Linked DNA regions of Homo sapiens: regions 2 and 3 are each linked to region 1. A link is a contact called in ENCODE Hi-C or POLR2A ChIA-PET data. All regions are on one chromosome and are shown on one strand. Each heading gives the region's core, a stretch centred on a gene start or an enhancer-like site at or near the end of the contact. The rest is flanking DNA. Distances are from core to core; before and after follow the strand shown.

Region 1 (3,778 bases), core at 287-2,786:
GTTGTTGTTGTTGTTTTGTTTTTGTATAGATTTCTCTCAGTCTTGACTCTGTCTGGGAGGCCGAGGCAGGCAGATCATGAGGTCAGGAGTTCGAGACCAGCCTGACCAACATGGTGAAACCACATCTCTACTGAAAATACAAAAAAAATTAGCCAGGCATGGTGGCGCATACCTGTAATCCCAGCTACTCAGGAGGGTGAGGCAGGAGAATCACTTGAACCCGGGAGGCGGAGGTTGCAGTGAGCCGAGATCGCGCCACTGCACTCCAGCCTAGGCAACAGAGTGAGACTCCGTCTCAAAAAAAAAAAGAAAGAAAGAAAGATTAAATAACACTGGGCCTAGAGATCTGTTAAAAAAACTGTGAGGAGAAGCATGCCAGATAGGATGGGAGGAGATGGAAGACTATGAAAATAGAGAGGAGTTTGATAAGTAAATATAGACTAAAAATTACTAAAACTGAGACTATAGAACCTTTTATTGTAGGGAAAAGTATCATAGACCACAGGAGCTGTGGACTCAAGGGACAGGTCCAGTTCATCCAAATCCACGTGAGGTGTGCAACAGGCTCTGCACTGAAGATGCCGTGTTCCCCCCTCCCTTAGGCACAAAGCCAGCATGTGGGAGTTAGTGCCCTAATGATTAGGAATATATGGTCCAACTTAGGAGACATATGTTTATTTTTACTTTCATTTACATATTTACTTTTGAGACAGGGTCTTGCTCTGTTGCCCAGGCTGGAGTACAGTGGCGCAGTCACATCTCATTGCAGTCCTGACCTCCTGGATTCAGGTGATCTTCCCACCTCAGTCTCTCAAGTAGCTTGGACTATAGGCACTCACTACCATGCCCAGCTAATTCTCTCTCTCTTTTTTTTTTTCAGAGATGGGGTCTCCCTTGTTGCCCAGGCTGACACATGCTTAAATATAAGAGTCTGAATTTTTTCACTTAATGTAAAAATACAAATGTAGTTCTTGATTTGAAAACAAACAGGCTTTAACTTTAGCATGGCACCAAACACTACCTTTAAGAAATTATATATTTAAATACAATTTACACTAACTCTGGTCTTTAGATTTAATTTTCAAGTCTCCTCCTGATTCTCCCTGAGGTAGCATTCTCTGGAGGCAGAATCATTCCAGGCCTTTTACACGACTTTGAAATTGCAGCCCAGTTAGCACCGCTGTGTTCATCCTCCCAAGGCTCCTGGCTAGTTGTTCAATGGGACCCCCAATGGGTCAATTTTAACACAAAATTGTCCACCTCCTTAGTTTCTTTACCTTTCAGGGAGGCTGAATAAGAAATTCTTGAGGAGAAGGGAATGATGGCATGTGCTCCAGTTCCCTGCTCCAACTTTTCTTCTTTTCCATCCTAGAACAGGTATGTGGACATTTCCATTCTGACAGGGAAGTGGGAGCATTTCTCAGTCAGAAAGGCCCCCACTGATGAGACATGATCTCTGCCTCTCAGCTTTTTGTCTCCTTTTGTTTACTGACCAGGAGGAGGTATGACTTCAGTTAGTCCCTTTAGCAGGGTGTCTAGTTCTATGAAAATGAAAATGAAAGCCACAAATTGCCTCTCATGGAGCATTATAGGTACAGATCAAAGAGTAAACCCTTTGAATAAGAATTTCAGCAAACTCCTCTCTCCCTCAAAAAAATTGAAGCAGAGGTTGAAAGTTGCTTAAAACTGGTCTCTCAAGGTGGGCCTTCTGATTCTGTCAATTTTGGGACTGCCTTACCATTAAAGCAGTTATGGGTGCATTCGAGGAGCAGGAAAAAACTTCATGCACTACTATCCCACGATGTGTTACAATGACCTTGGGGTTGGCAGGATGAGGAAGGGAGGCATGTTCCCAATAACAGAGACATTCTGTTTCTCCTCTCTGGACATGCTTTCCCTGGGTGACTTCATTCACAGTCATGTCTTAATGCTAATCCCTCTCAAATCAAAATTTTTTGTGTACATAGAACTTCAATCCTAAGCTTCAGGCCTATAACTGCACTACCTGGGTACAGCTCTGGTGTGAGTATTATCCAACCAGACTAAGAAAGTGCCTACCATTTCTAAGGGGAAAAAAGATGTTCTGTGTATGAGGAGAAGACCTTCTCATATAGAACTGAGGGAGGGAGAAAACAGGCAGATGGGTTGAGGTGGCACCCAAGGACCTGGTGACAATGAGGAATTCTGATGGAAAAGAAGAGAGAGAACTAGTTTCATACTAATTTTCCTTGTGCCTTTAAATAGCACGTTGCCAAGTGATTTGAGGCCCTTTAATAGCTTTGCTGGGAAATGCCTCCTTCCTGTGCCGTTGCTATGAGAAGCCTTTCTTTGTTTATTAGTTTGGTTTACAAAAGGCACCAGATGTTTAAAAACCTCAGGCCACATGTATAATCAAAATGACATCATTAAAATGCTAATGATAGCAAACCCACTTCAAACACTTTCTCCCCAGCATGGGGATACTGGCCTTTCCAAAACCCAAATGAATGTACCACCTTTAGTTCGACTACCAAAAATGTTTTGTGATCTTTTTGTTTGCTTGTTCTTCACTCCCCTTAAAGAATTTTCCCTGAGGTAGGAATTCAAACCTTAGCCTACTAAAGGACTATAGCCTGCCCTGGGTCTTCTAATTCATATATAAAAATTTAGGTTTGTATGATTGTAATTTCCTTGGGTTTGCCAAAGGAAATTAAATATATTTGTTCATTATCAGTTGTCTATAAGTCATTCAGATCTGTGTCAGAATCTCTTTCGTAGCTTACAACTATGTAGAGGGAAGGCTTGTTTTTATTTTCATTCCAGCAAGATACAGAGTAGTGCTTGGTAAAGATTAAGTTGCAGCATATGAGATTAGATATTTAACCATTTTTTTACCTATAAAAAAGAGCAATTTTATATGTGTCAACCTAATATATTCAGTATATGCAATACTAGAAATGTGAAGTGTTGAGTCAGATTCTTAACAGGTCTTCTTAGACTTCCCAGTAACCAGGTTCCACGGAGAAAAATCAGTTGTTCTCTCCACCCTGACATGGTGTGGGGGTAATAGCCTTTTCTTAGGTCTTGCCTACACAGTGACAGGAGCTATGACATGGTTGGCCTCCTTTGCCATGATGGCAATTCACATCATGCTGAAAAACAAGAAAATGTCCTTCTTCCATCAATAAAGTCAAGCTTTAAAAAGAAAAGGAGGAAACAAAACTGGACAGTGAAGTAACAGAACCAAAGATCTCTGAAGGGCTGGAGATGACTGGGATGTTTCAACAAGGGGAACTAGGTTGACTGAACTAAAATCAATTTCAAATAGACAATGAAGAGAATTTTAGAGTTAAAAAGAAGAAGGAAGAAGAGGGGAGGCATAATTATACGTAGTAAAATGTCCTTGGTGTGGGGAGAATAAGTCACTCTTGAGCTCTAGACCAGTTTTCCAGTATTTATTTGAAGTCCTTGAGCCTGAAGGCAGGTGAACTCTGTAAGAGAGTGCCATCACCAGAAAAGAGCAAGCAATCTGGGGTACCCACGATTAGGTGAGTCCTAACCATCGGATCAGGCTCAAACCATGAGTCTTCACTGGCTATTTGAAATTTGCTTTTATTTTTTTTTTTGAGATGGAGTCTAACCCTGTCACCCAGGCTGGAGTGCAGTGGCACAATCTTGGCTCACTGCAACTTCTGCCTCCTGGGCTCAAGCAATCCTCCTGGCTCAAGCGATCCTCCTGCCTCAACCTCTCAATTAGCTGGGATTATAGGCGTGTGCCCCCATACCCTGCTAATTTTTG
Region 2 (3,549 bases), core at 1,015-3,514, 340 kb before region 1:
GTCACGTACCAGAATGGATAAGTTCACTGGTTTTCACCTCCTTGTAGTCTGGCTGCCTACACAGAGGCAGTGGCTAAAGTGGTATGCTTGGGAAACCAAACGTTTCCTAACTTGTTAGTGGGAAATTCAAACTTCAGAAATTTAGAAACCACAACAACAGATGCCTATGTTTTACTGTGACTACTGAAGTCACAGTTTGCCATAGAAACAGGATGGATAGCAGCCTGAAGAGTATAAAATGTGAAACATTTTGATCCTTAGAGGACTTTTTTGGGTCCTCGATTTTAGCTGTCATAAATCAGTAAACAAGGAGCAAGGAAAATAGGGAAATTTAATACATTTAAGAGTACTTAGAGGTTCAGGCAGTTAGAGGATGAGGGTTAATGTGTGGCTTGGCTTCCTGCTGAGTAAACAATTAAATCATGAGCCACAGTGAGCATCCTACTTCTACCTTTACCCACTCTTCCTAGTTCCTGAGGATGATTGGTTTATATCTTTTCCATGATTTTTGCAAAGTGAGAGTTTGGGCCATATGCCATCTCTAATTACAGACAGGTGGAAAAGTTTTATTCTGTAATCTGCTGGAACATGAATGACCATTTTTCTTGTGGTCTGTGTTTTGCTTGTCCTCTTGCATGCTTTGTACAAATTAAAATTATTTTGGTTATCTGAGCCTTGTTTAATTTTCCCTTGACTGTAAGTCCAGAGCATTTGGGTTATGTTTTCCTTTTCAGCAACTTCTGAATACTGAGAAGACAGAAAATGCATAAACAGTCTGATCATACTTCCTTTCCTGTAAGTTGGGTTCTTTTAAGATGAACATGTTCTAGAGGATATTAAGCTTGCATAGCAAGGAGTAATTCCATCAAAATATGACAGTGGTCAACAGCATATCTGCTAGAGGTGAGAGCAATGACTGTACCCCACTTCTCTTGGCCCTGGGTCTGCTGCTTATACTGTCCCTGAGCAGGAGTTTCACCCATTTAGTTTATCTATGTGAGAAATGTTCTGTTTGTGGCAGTTAAAGAAATGGCTATAGTATACCTCATGTATGTGCTATTTGAATACCATCCATTTTTGCCCTGACCATATCTTACCTTGTGATTTGAATTTTAAGAGAAGGCAAACTATCTCAGGTTTTAGTAGCTGAAAAAAAGGTTTTTGAAAAAAGCTCTGGCTTCACTATTCATCGCTTTTTAAAGTTTACTAATTCACAGCTAAAAACAAAGAAAGCAGAACCCCAGGTATTAAACAATTGAAAAGCCACATATCTGATGGACAGGAAATGTTGGACCAAAATCTGCTAGTGACTTAACTATCTGACCTTACCTCATCTGCTTGTCACCTTAGCTGCAACATGGGAAGAGCAGTGCAATTTTGTCTCTAAGGTCTACAAAGCCTTTGGCAATCTCAAATCTCAGTTCCACAAAATAAATACTCCCAACAATCTTTAGAGTCCTTTCCTCCCTTCTTTCCTATATAACACTGTATACAAATTCACATGTCAAGAGATTTTATGGCTCATCAAGTCTCAATGGTTCAAAAGAATGGAAAACCGTAATTGGAATTCCATGGGATTCAGATTTATTTGAGTCTGTTGTAGTTCACAAGTTGTAAGTATGCTGTAAAAGCAAATAAGTACTTAAAATGTTATACTAAATTCAAAGTACAATTAAACTGAAAAATTAACACCTAGGCAAAAAGTATTTAGACTGTTAATTTCAAAAGAGACTCTTTATTGTTTGTGGCTAGGATCTGATATAAGCCATTTAGCCCAGGTTGTAAAGATTTGTCTTACAGATTTGTTTTTTGTGGGTGCATGGTAAAACAGGGAGATTCCAAACTAGCTTTTAAGCCTTTTGCAGTCACCAGCTCTCTTCGGTCCTTTACCTGCTCAGGAAGTTGTTTCTTACTTCAGATGAGTAAGACATTTTTAGGAAAGTTCTTGTGGGTTTCTCACAGGAGGGACTGCCTTGTAGCAGGGAAATCAAGGTAAAGGGTAACCTCTCCTTACAGAGTGGCTAAGGTTAGGCACGCTAGAGACAGATCTTCAACAAGCTTAATCCTTTACTCCACTTCACAGCTGGGTGTCTGAGAACAGGAATTCTTCATGACTGCATCCTACAAAGGACCTCCTCTTTGGCCTGAGACAGCCCCCTATATGTCAGCCCAGCAGCACCAGATGATGAAGGAGCATCATCCCTATGGATAGACTAGCATAACCAGAAGAGTAACAGTAGCTGCTATAGGTTTGGCACTGTGCCAACTGCTTCATCACGTTTAAGCTTCAGGTTAAGAAGTGATGTTACTTTAAGCTGCCTTCCTTTCTGCATAAGTCCAGGTTGTTCTGAAGGCCAAATAATGGGTTTTTAAACTTACAGTTTGGGTGCTCTGATCTTGGCACAAGCCTTATTTGTCTTTTAACCTCAGGTTCTCCTTTCATAATAGACTTCTGAAGAATAAGTCTGCCATCTTTTTTGGAATGCTGCATTCAGTCATCTCCATTTACATTTCAGTTCCCATCTTTTCCATGAATGTTTCTTAACTTGTCTAACCCTGGCTGATTTTCCTTTTCTAAGTCCCCACAGCCCTTACAGCTTTATTACCTAAATATTCTACATTATTTTGTACTGCTTTCTAATTTGTTTTAGTATATTACTTTTGCCGTTAAGCCAACTGTAAGCTCCTTAAAGGAATAATACCTCTGTATCCCTCATATGGGTTGAACTCTGTGCATACTTGACCAAATGATAGAGAGGTAAAAAGAACCACTTCCTAGGGGAGTATAACCATCCCTTAGGCTGAGTGGTACCTAAAGTTCTCAGAATGACTTGTTATTAGAATGGAAGAAGGACAAGTAGAGTTTTGTTCCTCTTGTTCTTGTCACTTCTGGAAGGAGAACCATTTAGTGAAGAGAAGAATTCACTTGGAGACAAATTTAATTAAAGTCCAGATGGGGAAAATTGGCCAGAGAATCTTAACTTTGCCTGTGATTCTTTGCATCTGTGTTCAGCCTAATGAATTTTATTGAACTGTAAAAAGAATTTTATGGGGCAGAATTTGGGGGGAGATTAGTGGAGCCCCAAATCACTTGGCAAAGTTACTCTCACTTTTATTTGAAAGCCTCAAGAATAATATGCGACTTCAAACATAATGTATTTATTTTAATAATATGAGTGTTTGAAAAGTAGATAATTTTCCTTTTAGCAGCAGTGGATTCATTTTCACAAAATTCCACAGAGTAATTCACTTCTTCTGCCATTCCCAATTAACAGACTAACAAGTTAAGACTAAGGGACTTCCACAATATCTCACTGAATGGGTGTTTGTCTTCAGCAAGAAACCAGCAACTTTCTCATGTTCTCTCTAGGCTCCTGGACCAGGCAACTCCTTCCTTTTCTTCAAATTTAACAGGCAGACACTTAAGTCTTGCGAGCCCAAATGTGATGTTTTACATTCCACTTATGATCTCTGCTCAGAGATTTGTTTTTGTTTTGATTCACATAAAAAAGCATTTTAAAAAGAAAGAGAAAAACATATTTCACCTTT
Region 3 (3,455 bases), core at 634-3,133, 370 kb before region 1:
CTAAGTGAAGTAACTCAGGAATGGAAAACCAAACATTGTATGTTCTCACTCATAAGGAGGAGCTAAGCTATGAGGACACAGAGGCATAAGAATGATACAGTGCACTCTGGGGACTCAGGGGAAAGAGTGGGAGGGGTGTAAGGGATAAAAGACTACACATTGGGTACAGTGTACACTGCTCGAGTGATGGTTGCACCAGAATCTCAGAAGTCAGCACTAAAGAACTTATTCATGTAACCAAACACCACTTGTTCCCCAAAAACCTATTGAAATAAATAAATTAAAACAGGCCAAAAAAAAAAAAAAAAGATGGTCTCAGGTAACCCCTCAAATATCATACCAGGACCATTTGGCTATGAGGAGGAAGAAGAACTCACTAAAATAAGAAAACTAGTTTCAGTTTTTCAAAATATTGCCTCAAATAATAAGATAAGTTTTATTTCTCTTGATCAACAATTTTGACAATGAAATTTTAAATGATGCCACAAATAAAAGTGATTATCCCTGGAATGGCTGACTGCAATGCCAAAGGTTATTCCTGAATACATTTTTATGGTGGCATTCTAACTGTAAAACCTGGTACCTGATGGAATGTTGACAGATTTGTAAGTGCTCCCATGTAAATGGTGTTAATTCATTATCAAATTATGAAGTACTTAGAGGTGTTGGCCAGTTAACTCGCTAGACTCCCTCAAGATTCCTTACCCTACAGCATTGCCTTTGGGGGATGGCTGCTCTGATATATTGACTGCCCAAAAGCCTTACCCTTCTTGATGTACCTTGAGGAATGGAAAGGGTCCATCTGCTGGAAAGGAAAGGGCTTGAAGTTTAAGTAAAATGAATTTAAATGGGGTTTAAGGTTTGAGAACCTTAGTAAACTACTTGTCTTCCTTGCTCTTTCTTGTATTTGCTTCACTGTGCCATAAGTTGAATGGAGTCCTTTGTTTTGGTTCATCTAACTGCCTTATTTAATGTGTGTTCTGGACCCTTCCCAAGAAATGCTACAGATTTAAGTTGAGGGCCTGGGATTGAGAGAGAAACAGACCTTGTAGGTGTCAGACAGCCTACTTTAGCTCAGCCAAAGATTTAGGCATCTATGCTTTGCTACAGTTATAAAACCGGGAATCTTCCCACCCAATAAAATGGAAGTTTTTATTGAGCTTTCCTTTTAAATAAAAAGAAAACTTGGAGAATAAACCTTCTGTTTGTCATGCCAGCCACTAGAGGGTAGAATAGCCACATTTCCTACTACAGATGTAATTTAAAGAGAGGGACTATGGTCAGAATACATTTGCCAGTGCTTGTCAATACAGATGCTTTTTGACTTATGATGGGGTTAGAACCACATAAACCCACTGTGAGTTGAAAATATTAAAAGTTGAAAATATGTTTAATACACCTAACCTACTGAATATCATGGCTTTGCCTAGCCCACCTTAAACATGCTCAGAGAACACTTACATAAATCTACAATTGGGCAAAATTGTCTAGCAACACAGCACACTGTAGAGCAGGGGCCTCTAAACCCTGGGCCACGGACTGGTAGCAGTCCATGGCTTGTTAGGAGCCGAGCGGCAAGCAGAAGGTGAGTGGCAGGCAAGCGAGCATTACTGCCTGAGCTCTGCCTCCTGTCAGATCAGCAGTGGCATTAGATTCTCATAGGAGCACGAACCCTATTGTGAACTGCACATGCGAGGGGTCTAGGCTGAGCACTCTTTATGAGACTCTAGCTAATGCCTAATGATCTGAGTGGACAGTTTCATCCTGAAACCATCCCCCCAACCCCCCGCCCATGGAAAAATTGTCTTCCATGAAAACAGTCCCTTGTGCCAAATTGGGAACTGCTGCTGTACAGTATCGGTTGTTTACCCTCATGATTGTGTGGCTGACTGGGAGCTGTGGCTCACTGCCACTACCCAGCACTGGGAGAGAGTATCTTACAGCATATTGCTAGCCCAGAAAAAGATCAAAATTTGAAGTACCGTTTTAGGGCACAATTAACCAGCAGAAGAGTTTGTTAAAATGCAGCTTTCTGGGCCCTACGCCCCCAGAGGTTCTCATTGGATAGCTCTGAGTGGAACTTAATATCAGGGGATTCTCACACAGGTATCTTGGATTTTACTCTGAGATACGCTGATCTATAAGAGTTTTGGGGCATGCATTTTTGCCTATCTTTTCTCTTGGGATTACAAAGCAAAATGATTATTTGGAGGAAAAAAATCTTAATAACAGAAACCAGGGTATAGGAAAAAGCTAGAGTGTTGGTTAATTTAAAGGTCTTTCCCTGCCTTTGTCTAACATATTTCAAAGGAGACTCACTTTGTAAATATTCAGAATCAAAGAAGCTACTAAAACGTTTTTATTGGGAGTTTTACTTCAACCAGTAAAGACCATAGAATCCTTAGACTACAAATCTCTAAAATTTTTGATAAAATATCCCTTCTATGACCATCTCACAGCTCCCCTAATTTTATCCTTTATGGGTTATGTATGTGGTTTAGCTCTGTGTCCTCACCCAAATCTCCTAACTGAAATCCCCGTTTGGATCGTGGGGTGGTTTCCCCTGCTGTTCTTGTGATACTGAGGGAGTTCTCATGAGACCTGATGGTTTAAAAGTGGCAGTTTCCCCTGTGCACTCTCTCGCTCTCTTGCTGCCAGGTGAGATGTGCCTTAGCTTTTCTTTGCCTCCTGCCATGATTGTAAGTTTCCTGAGGCCTCCCCCAGCCATGAGGAATGGTGAGTCAATAAAACCTTTCTTCTTGATAAATTACCCAGTCTCAGGTATTCTTTATAGCAGTATAAAAATGGACTAATAAAACTGGTGTCATGAAGACCCCAAGCCTAATGTCTTAGCATTGTAAAATATAGTTGTGGAGACCTTACAAAGAGTGTATGTAATTTTATCATGATCTTGATTGAACAAGTATCAAGATTCTTTCTTATGTGTACAGATTCAAGTGTAGTAATGCACAATGTCCTTCTAGTAAGGATGACAATTTTATTTTTGTCAGTGCCCCTAGAGAGCAGTGGCATCCTCCTGGGGAAAGTTTTGCCATTGCTTTTAAATAGAAAAAACATGATAAAATCATTCGAATCTGTGATAGGATTCTACCTTTTAAAGAGTTAAAGAGATAGTGGGAATGTGAGTAAAATGAAACTTCGTTCTGAAGCGAGGACTTAGACCAATGAAAGAATGGTATGAGTTTTTCAGAGAGACGAAAAAACAGTCTATCTTCTGTGAGCCCTCATGGACCAAAGAATACAACCCTCCACCCCCACATATTTCATATGAAGATTTCTGAAGATTTTCCAGTGTCACTTCCTCTTTCCTTCCTGGTTTTTGGGGGAGTTCTATGATTATCTGTCAATGAAAAAGGAAGTTCTGTAATCTTCCAATCTCTTTCTCTCTCTCCTCTCTCACACGCACACAAAAAAATATAAGAAATCTTTTCAAA

Evidence for each region. Hi-C counts contacts between places; a loop is a spot of excess contacts on that map. ChIA-PET counts read pairs that join two places held with the same protein, here RNA polymerase II (POLR2A). Pooled maps may share reads with other maps.
Region 2: a map of naive thymus-derived CD4-positive, alpha-beta T cell shows a loop between it and region 1 (5-fold over the local background). The contact joins two enhancer-like sites. A Hi-C loop is called at or near these places in 1 of 168 maps with a recorded cell type or tissue (naive thymus-derived CD4-positive, alpha-beta T cell) and 9 of 50 pooled maps. POLR2A ChIA-PET finds 5 or more read pairs at or near these places in 2 of 52 experiments (H1 and activated T-cell).
Region 3: a loop to region 1 is called in a pooled map, with 5 times the contacts of the local background. The contact joins two enhancer-like sites. A Hi-C loop is called at or near these places in 7 of 50 pooled maps. POLR2A ChIA-PET finds 5 or more read pairs at or near these places in 5 of 52 experiments (H1, HEK293, HEK293T and 2 more).

What each region holds. Positions count from the first base shown.
Region 1 is chr3:100,208,600-100,212,377 of GRCh38, forward strand. No RefSeq gene overlaps it. Among named protein-coding and RNA genes, the nearest start is that of TBC1D23, 51 kb to the right of the region's middle. RefSeq lists a silencer at 1,382-1,431. Within about 2 kb of position 1,537, at least 4 of the 41 ENCODE cell types and tissues checked have a DNase peak (open chromatin) inside an H3K27ac peak, as active enhancers do.
Region 2 is chr3:99,866,267-99,869,815 of GRCh38, forward strand. All of the region lies in intron 1 of CMSS1 (cms1 ribosomal small subunit homolog), which reads left to right. All of the region lies in intron 4 of FILIP1L (filamin A interacting protein 1 like), which reads right to left. The region is part of intron 1 of LOC105374010 (a long non-coding RNA gene); the gene reads left to right. Among named protein-coding and RNA genes, the nearest start is that of HP09053, 44 kb to the left of the region's middle. RefSeq lists a silencer at 1,879-2,173. Within about 2 kb of position 2,265, at least 7 of the 41 ENCODE cell types and tissues checked have a DNase peak (open chromatin) inside an H3K27ac peak, as active enhancers do.
Region 3 is chr3:99,842,213-99,845,667 of GRCh38, forward strand. All of the region lies in intron 1 of CMSS1 (cms1 ribosomal small subunit homolog), which reads left to right. The region is part of intron 5 of FILIP1L (filamin A interacting protein 1 like); the gene reads right to left. The region is part of intron 1 of LOC105374010 (a long non-coding RNA gene); the gene reads left to right. Among named protein-coding and RNA genes, the nearest start is that of HP09053, 20 kb to the left of the region's middle. RefSeq lists an enhancer at 1,283-1,784. Within about 2 kb of position 1,884, at least 7 of the 41 ENCODE cell types and tissues checked have a DNase peak (open chromatin) inside an H3K27ac peak, as active enhancers do.